Regions from separate parts of the Homo sapiens genome. Here regions 2 and 3 are each linked to region 1. The links are chromatin contacts, found by Hi-C or POLR2A ChIA-PET in ENCODE. All regions are on one chromosome and are shown on one strand. Each heading gives the region's core, a stretch centred on a gene start or an enhancer-like site at or near the end of the contact. The rest is flanking DNA. Distances are from core to core; before and after follow the strand shown.

Region 1 (2,854 bases), core at 291-2,790:
TTCTTAACTCCACTGGATGATCAGGCAATATGTTTATGGAGGTGAGGCTTGAACTCATTCTTTAAAGGACAAGTAGAATTAGGGGAAGCAGGCAAGGGGAAAAGGACATTCCAAGCAGAAGAGATATTATAAGTAACATCATGGAAAACTGAGAGCACATGGTGAAATTGTATAGGTGGCATGACTTGAGCAAATTGTGTGAATGCAGATACAGGAGAGTCCTCATCCGCCCTACTAATGATGACATTTACGTACAATAAAATTAGCTCTTATTTTTAACGCTCTTCTCTGGTAGAATTCTTAAAAAGCTGAGAAGAATAAAATCTTATTCTATGTCATTTAATCAGAACCAAATACGAGAAGAGGAAACTCAAAGGAAAATTTTCATCCATTCAATTCTTTCTTAGTAGTTATTATTCGCTAAGGGCAATGGTTGTTAATAGGAATAGTCAAGGAATAATTTCTCGATTATTCTCAGCTGATTTTCCTGGCAGTATTTCATTCAAATCAGAAGAGTGTTAATTCCATTTTTCATAAGATCGGGGAGCATGACCATCTGTGTCAAGAAGAAACGAAACCTCAAAGAGTTCCAAGTCAGTTTGGATCAGTCTCAGGAAATCCTGACTTTTATTTGATGTGGCCCATAAGTCCAATTATTGTACTCACAAAAAAGGCTCTTCAAAGACTGGCTATTAGCCTCATTTTACATTCAGGGACAGGAAATGATAAATCTTAAAACAAGGACACAGGACTTTTAGAACTGATGTCAATGAGAGTCTCTCTCTTATCTTTCTATCCTTCTTTTTGATCTGCTTCCTTCCTCTTTGCCTATTTTTTTTTTTTTTGGCTCCCTGTTTTCTTCCTTAATTTATATCTTATGCCTACCAGTGTTTCCCTAGGTAGTTTAATATTTCTAATGGTGATACTTGTATTTATAACATTTTCCCTAAAAAATATTTCAAATAACTCTTCAGATCATTCACGTCCCAAGGATTGTCAGATAGGTTCCTTTTATGACTTCTTACACACTCCTATGTTTGACAGAGCCACACCTGAAATGGTAGGATTATTGTCTTTGCGTCACTCAGATGCAAGTCTTGTGGAGGATTCAGTCTCTCCCTAGCCCTGCCCTGTGAGATAGTTTTAACAGAAATGTGTATGAAGACATGCATGGCAGAATTACCAGATCAGCTGGTGACTCAAAGCTAAGATCATAAATTACAGACTCTATATCCAAAATGATCTCAATTGGCTGGAATGCTGGTATGAAATCAATAAGACAAAATTTAAATCAGATGTAAAGCCCAGGTGTGGTGGCTCACGCCTGTAATCCCAGCACTTTGGGAGGCCAAGGCTGTCGAATCATTTGAGGTCAGGAGTTCAAGACCAGGCTGGCCAACATGGCGAAACCCCGTCTCTACTAAAAATACAAAAATTAGCTGGGTGTCGTGGCACATGCCTGTAATCCCAGCTACTCAGCAGGCTGAGGGAGGAGAATTGCTTGAACCCACGGTGCTGAAGTTACAGTGAGCCGAGATTGCGTCACTGCACTCCTGCTTGGACGACACAGCGAGACTCTCTCTCAAAAAAAAGGAAACCTGCTAGATCTCAGAATTATAGCAATAGTTTCAGTTGACCTCATCTCCTTCCTACATGTGTTCCCCTCTCTGCCCATGTCCTTCTGACCTTGTGAGTTCTGAAATGAGTCCAAACTTCTCCCATCACAGTCCCTCTCTCTAAGTATACAGATTTATCTTTCTATCATGACTGAGGTATGCACAGAGTTGACTTTATGAGTGTACGATCTGTGTTGCTGCACAGAGTCCTGCACTTAAAAGCACCCCATACTCAGTTTAATGTCTCCTTCTGGAAATTCTTCTTTTCTTTTCTTTGTGCTCACTTTGGCAGCATATACACTAAAATTGGAACAATACAGAGAAGATTAGCATTGTCCCTGAGCAAGCATGACACACAAATTCATGAAGCATTTCATATTTTTATTTATAAAAAATAAAATTTTTTAAAAAGTTAAAAGTAATTTTAATTGGCAAATAAAAATTATATATATTTATCATGTACAAAATGATGCTTTCATATATGTATACATTATGGAATGGTTAAATCAAGCTAATTAACATATTCATTACTTCACATGCTAATAATTTTTTTGTGGTGAGGACACTACAAATCTACTCTCTTGGCCATTTTTCAAGTATGCAATACACTATTGTTTACGATAGTCATCATGTTGTGCAATAGATCTCTTGAAACTTCTTGAAATTCTTAACAATTTAAAAATTTTTTTTAGAGACAAAGGATCTTACTGTGTTGCCCAGGCTGGTCTTGAATTCCTGGACTCAAGCGATCCTCCTGCCTCAGCCTCTTGTGTAGCTGGGATTACAGATGCAAGCCCCCATGCCTGGCTGTAACAACTCTTGAATAAAGAGTCTGGCATTTTCATTTTGCACTGAGCCCCACAAATTATATAGCCAGTCCTCGGTATAGGAAACATCCTTTTCTTCTCTGAGCAGTTGAAGTTTTCCAAAAGGAAGTTTTTCTATGAAAATGAGGTAGCAAACAAACAAGATGGCTACACCAAAAGTTAGCAAAAATAAAATTTCAGATTACAGGTGAATCCCAAAGTGAACTAGCACCAAGCCAAAAATGCAATTAGTCAGCACAGTAGAGACAGTCCATAGCGTTTGGCTCCTTTCCACTTCATTTGTAGCTGCCTAAAATGTTAAATTAAGATATGCACATGATCTGAGATGGATTTTGTTTGGCAGCAAAACCAAACTGTAGTATCTGTAGGATTCTGGCTATGCTAGGAATAGACCCTAGGTCACTGGCCCTA
Region 2 (2,998 bases), core at 158-2,657, 170 kb after region 1:
AAAAGCCATGATTGTCTAATAGAAAGTCTTTGCCAGGGAGGCTTATGAGATAAAGCATGATAGGAATCAATTTGCAACACAAACCTGAATGTTCCAGAAAGTTCATATGGCTTTACTTACTTTAAATTATGGTAGGCATGACACTGAGCTTCCTTTCTGCTCAGCTAGTGGGAAATTTAATTTCAGAGGTTGAGAGGATTGCCTTCTCTTCCCCACCTCCAAATCCCATGCCCAGTCCCAGAGCTAATGGCCAGGAGTGTTTATGTGAAGCCAAACATTCATGCGGTATGTCTGGTCATTGGTTTACATCAGAGATCCACAAACTTTTTCTGTAGAGAACAGATAGTCAATATTTTAGGCTTTGCAATCCAAGCAGCTCTCTGTCACAACCACTCAACTCTACCATTGTTGCTTAAAAGCAGCCGTAGACAGTAGGAAAATGAATGAACTTGACTGTATCCCAGGAAGACTTTATTTATGGACACTGAAATTTGAATTTCATATAATTGCATGGGTCATAAAATATGATTTTTTTTCCCAAACACTTTAAAATGTCACCATTCTAAGCTCATAGGTTATACAAAAACAGACGACGGCCCAGATTTGACCTATGGGCCAACCCCTTATCTACGAGGTTTCCACCAAGTTGCCTGCTGGCCAAGCTTATAGAGTGAAGTTGGACATCCCTGTTGTTCCCCTGGAAATCTTTGCCAGAGCTGAGAGCCTCCATACCCAGAGTCAGAAAGACCTTTCTAGGCTCAACATGCAGTCATGGCTCCCGGACACCCTGTCATCTTCCTGAGATTCTATGGAGGGTGGGCCACAGAGCCCCATTATTTTAAAAACTGTGCATATCCTTTCCTTCCCTTGGGGAATAATCTTAAGGACTGTGTCTCTCAAAAACACTCTACCACTTCTTCTCCTAGCGCAGCATGCTCAAATCCCTCAGAGTGAAGGAGGAAAAAGTCAGGACGGAAAGTGATGTGCAGGCTTCTTCTTTGGGCCCTGAAAGCTCAAAGTCCTGGCTACCTGCCCTGAAGGCTGAGTAATGTACAAAGAAAACAAAGACAAATAACTCAGTAAATTATCCGGCCTAGGATCAGAGCTTTCTAGCCCCAGAGCAAGCTCAGGCCTCAACATTCTAAGCTTAAGAGGTCAGGCTGTCCCTCCATATTTCAATGGGTACAGGTCTTGAGTTTCCTCAGAAAACCTCTGAAGGGAGGTCACAGTTATGGGGACAAAGAAGGAAAGTGTTGGATTCAGGACACCAGGCTCCACTGAAGGTGACTCATGGTTTTGGCTTGCAAGCAACGTTGCTGATCACTTTGACCAACCACAGGTCCCTGCCAGCTGCACTCCTCTCCAGGAGCACTCCTATTTTTATATGTGTGGTACAAAGAACTCCTACCAGCTAATTTCCACTTCCCCCACAAAAGCCTGTTTTACTTCTGCTTTGAGTAAAAAGCTTTCCTCTTTCTGGTCTCAAAGCACACACTCAACAGTGCCTGTAATTCACAGTCATCTGGTACCCTTGGCTTATCTCAGGCCCCTGTAGTAACAACTGGCTCCAAGCATGTCTCCTACAGCCACAAGCTCCAGTGGGGTAGCCAGGTTCACTGGAAGAGAATGTTCCCTACACAAGGGAATCTGAGACAGAAAAAGTCATCCTCAGAAAGTAGGGACTGGTGGACATGTGAGCCTGGGAAATGAGAACAATTTGTGCTGGGAAGTTGCTCATGTAAAGAGTTCACAGAGCAGGTATCTGCTGCCCAGGCTTAAACTCTCAAGTGGAAAATGGAAACCATCATTCCAGATTGGCTTCTTACCCTGTATCTGTGCATTCATCAACCTTTGACAATAAGGTCATTTCTTAGCCCCACACATAGCATATAGGAAAGATTTATCCAAGCCCTGCTATTATAGATGAATAAATGAAACACATTCAGGAGGTTGCCCATACAGTATTTGCCTCATTTTCCCCACAGCTCTAGAGAAAGGACATTTTATAAGTTCTGTCATTCCACAGAGCTGTACAAAGCCGCCTGGCTTAACTGACTTAATTTCTTTTTTTTTTTTTTTTTAGAGACAGGATCTTGCTCTGTCACCCAGGCTGGAGTGCAATGGTGCAGTCATAACTCACTCCAGCCTGCAGCTCCTGGGCTCCAGCAATCCTTCCACCTTGGCCTTCCAAAGCACTAGGATTACAGGTATGAGCCACCATACCCGGCCTTCACTTTTTTTTTTAACTTGACAAAATGGTTCTTAAGTTCAAGATGGTTAGCATACATCTGCTTTCAAGACAGAAAGAGGGGGAAAAAGAAGGAACAGCCACAGTTGTTCACGGTATCAGCGAAGTAAAAACTTTCCCAGAAACTCCCCTAGTAGACCTCACTTCTGCTTAATTAACTGGAACTGTACTTTCTGTCTGCCCAGAGCAACAAAGGAGATTGGGAACTTGAGTGTTCAGCTTCTTCAGCCCCTAGTGAGGAAGAGGAGAGGGATTTGGATGGTATAGAAGGAGTCAGTCTGAATTCTGCTTCAAATAGCTAAACAATTTTGAAAACTAAAAGCCCAACAGGGAAAACTAGCTCTGCTCTCTATTAAAATTATAAAATTATAGAACTATGGGATATAGTTTCATACAATATCATAAAACTATAAGAATAAAATCAAAGTTGAACACACAGGATTTGGCAGAGATTAATAGGAGAGACAAATTAGCCCAGAAACAGATCCTAATACTCAATATAAGGGTTTTTCTGTTTGTTTTGTTTTGTTTGTTTGTTTGTTTTTTGAGACAGAGCTTCACTCTGTTGCCCAGACTGGAGTGCAGTGGCGTGATCTCGGCTCACTGAAACCTCTGCCTTCTGGGTTCAAGCGATTCTCCCGCCTCAGCCTCCCGACTAGCTGGGATTACAGGTGCCTGCCATCACATCCGGCTAATTTTTGTATTTTTAGTGGAGATAGGGTTTCGCCACATTGGCCAGGTTGGTCTCAA
Region 3 (2,500 bases), core at 1-2,500, 190 kb after region 1:
ACCATTGCACTCCAACCTGGGCAACAGAGCAAGACTCGGTCTCAAAAAAAAAAGAAAAGGTTGAAGATGTTGTGATAACTAGTATATAAAAAAAAATCTCACCTGCCATTTTGATAGTGAAAATTTTGGTCAGCTGTCTGATGCCCACCCAGCTTTCTACTCCAGTGTTCTCATGTTCCTCATTTGTTGCTTCACTTTCTCTGGTACAAAAACAAAAACAAAAATACAGGTGTGACAGCAGAAGCCCAGACAGCAAAAGCAAGAAAAGACAAATGGGATTATATCAAACTAAAAGTTTCTGCAGAGCAAAGGAAACAATCAACAAAATAAAAAAGCAATCTATAGAATGGGAAAAAATATTTTTAAACCATATATCAATAAAAAGTTAATATCCAAAATATTATATGTAAGGAACTAATACCACTCAACAGCAAAAAAAAAAGCAAGTTACCTGATTTTTTAAAAATGGGCAAAGAACCTGAATAGATTTTTTTCAAAGAAGATATATAAGTGACCAACAGGTATATGAAAAGGTGTATGACATCACTAATCATCAGGGAAATGCAAATCAAAACCACAATGAGCTTTCACTTCACATCCGTTAGAATGGCTATTAACAAAAAGTCAAAAGATAACAAGTGTTGATGAAGATATGGAGAAATGAAACCCTTGCACACTGTTGGTGGGAATGTAAGTGGGTACAGCCACTACGAAAAACAGTATGGTAGTTCCTCAAAAAATTAAAAATAGAACTACGGTATGATCCAGCAACCCCACTTCTGGGTATATACCCAAAAGAAATAAAATCAGTATGTGGAAGAGGTTATCTGCACTCCCATATGTATTACACAGTCGTTCACAATAGCCAAGACACGGTATCAACCTGAGTGCCTGTAGACAAATGAATGGATAAAGAAAATATTCATACACACACATGAATATCATTCAGCCAAAAATGAAGGCGGCTAGGCATGGTGGTGCATGCGTGCAGACCCAGCCCCAGCTAGTTGGTAGGCTGAGGCAGGAGGATTGCTTGAGCCCAGGAGTTCAAGACCAGCCTTATCTCAAAAACAAACACAAAACAAAGCAAAAACAGAAAGAAGGGGAAGAAGGGGAAGAAGAAGGGGAAGGAGAAGGAGAAGGAGGAGGAAGAAGGAAGAAGAGGCAGAGGAGGAAATCCCTGTCATTTGCAACAACATGCATGAACCTAGAGGACATAATGCTAAGTGAAATAAGCCAGACACAGAAAGGCAAAGGCAAACACTGCATGATCTCACTTGCAGGTGGAACCGAAACAGAAGAACTCATAGAAACAGAGAGCAAAAGGGTGGTTACCAAAGTTAGGGGTTGGGGAGGAATGGCGAATGTTGGTCAAAGAGTACAAACTTTCAGTTACAAGATGAATAAGTTTTGGAGATCTAATGTATAGCATGGTGACTAGAGTTAATAATGTATACCTGAAATGGGCTATAGGAGTAAATCTAAGTGTTCTCACCACACACAAAAAAGGTGAGGTGATGGATGTGTTAATTAGCTTGATTGAGGTAATCATGTCACAGTGTATAGGTGTATCATATCATCACATTGTATGCCTTAAATACATAAAACTTTTATTTGCCAATTATACTCCAATAATGCAGGACAAAGTATACAGGTCTGACATCCAGAGAAAAATATCAGCAGACTTAAAATATCTGATCATTTTCCCCCGGAGGAGGATTGTACAGTTTTTTTAATTGATGAGTAACAATTTTATGTAGTAAGCCTATTCACTCTCTGTTAACCACATTTATTGCAAACAAGTTTTTCCCAAATGTTTAGACATTTATTCCTACTTATTCTCACACTTCCCTGATAATTCACTGAAATTGCGATCAAGGCTTTATTCTCAGCAGGAAGTACTTGTACTTCTCTAAGTGACAGACAGGCTTAAAGAGTGGGCTCAAGGGTGGACCAAGGGCAACTGCAGATAGGCCAATTAGACAAAAACATTCAGGAAACTGGTAGTTAAAATAAATAAATTAAGCCTGTGGTGATTCAGCAAGCTTATTTCTGGAAATAGTTTTTTTTTAATCTACATACTTTGGTTTTAGAGTATGTGGCATAAATATTGAATGTGGAGCATTTCCAAAATACAATATAACTCAGACTAACTTAAATAATGATTCCTTTTACTGTGCATCAAACCTCACTTTTTTGTGTTATGGATGACTAAAAAACAAGTTTTCTTTCTTTATAAGCATTAGTTTTATTAAAGCAGTTGTAAATGGTTCTATAACCACCCTTGCAATGGGGCTCCTGAGGGACTTCCTTGAAATTAGATTGGAAATTCACTGAGATCAGAGGACATTGGAGCTTTCCAGTTGGAAAACACTTGAAAGTTCAGTCTGGCTGGGCATCCTCTCTTTTGGACCCAATCTCCGGTTCTCATTTCACTTGGAAAGTACCTGCTTAAAAGTTTACTTTCTTGTTGCTCAATTTAGACCATTTATTTTCCTTT

The links. Hi-C counts contacts between places; a loop is a spot of excess contacts on that map. ChIA-PET counts read pairs that join two places held with the same protein, here RNA polymerase II (POLR2A). Pooled maps may share reads with other maps.
Region 2: a loop to region 1 is called in a pooled map, with 2.4 times the contacts of the local background. The contact joins two enhancer-like sites. A Hi-C loop is called at or near these places in 2 of 168 maps with a recorded cell type or tissue (Caco-2 and PC-3) and 3 of 50 pooled maps. POLR2A ChIA-PET finds 5 or more read pairs at or near these places in 2 of 52 experiments (GM10248 and IMR-90).
Region 3: a pooled map shows a loop between it and region 1 (4-fold over the local background). The contact joins two enhancer-like sites. A Hi-C loop is called at or near these places in 3 of 168 maps with a recorded cell type or tissue (CD4-positive, alpha-beta T cell, Caco-2 and PC-3) and 7 of 50 pooled maps. POLR2A ChIA-PET finds 5 or more read pairs at or near these places in 2 of 52 experiments (GM10248 and RWPE1).

Annotation. Positions count from the first base shown.
Region 1 is chr9:111,837,936-111,840,789 of GRCh38, forward strand. It overlaps the pseudogene RNU6-1013P. Among named protein-coding and RNA genes, the nearest start is that of SHOC1, 44 kb to the left of the region's middle. Within about 2 kb of position 1,541, at least 3 of the 41 ENCODE cell types and tissues checked have a DNase peak (open chromatin) inside an H3K27ac peak, as active enhancers do.
Region 2 is chr9:112,011,129-112,014,126 of GRCh38, forward strand. No RefSeq gene overlaps it. Among named protein-coding and RNA genes, the nearest start is that of LINC02977, 28 kb to the right of the region's middle. RefSeq lists enhancers at 963-1,012, 1,123-1,262, 1,503-1,552, 1,593-1,832. Within about 2 kb of position 1,408, at least 30 of the 41 ENCODE cell types and tissues checked have a DNase peak (open chromatin) inside an H3K27ac peak, as active enhancers do.
Region 3 is chr9:112,030,966-112,033,465 of GRCh38, forward strand. It overlaps LINC02977 (long intergenic non-protein coding RNA 2977), which reads right to left. Exons shown (of 3, transcript NR_186812.1): 2 at 103-200. Among named protein-coding and RNA genes, the nearest start is that of LINC02977, 8.2 kb to the right of the region's middle. RefSeq lists enhancers at 1,101-1,190, 1,321-1,610. Within about 2 kb of position 1,251, at least 4 of the 41 ENCODE cell types and tissues checked have a DNase peak (open chromatin) inside an H3K27ac peak, as active enhancers do.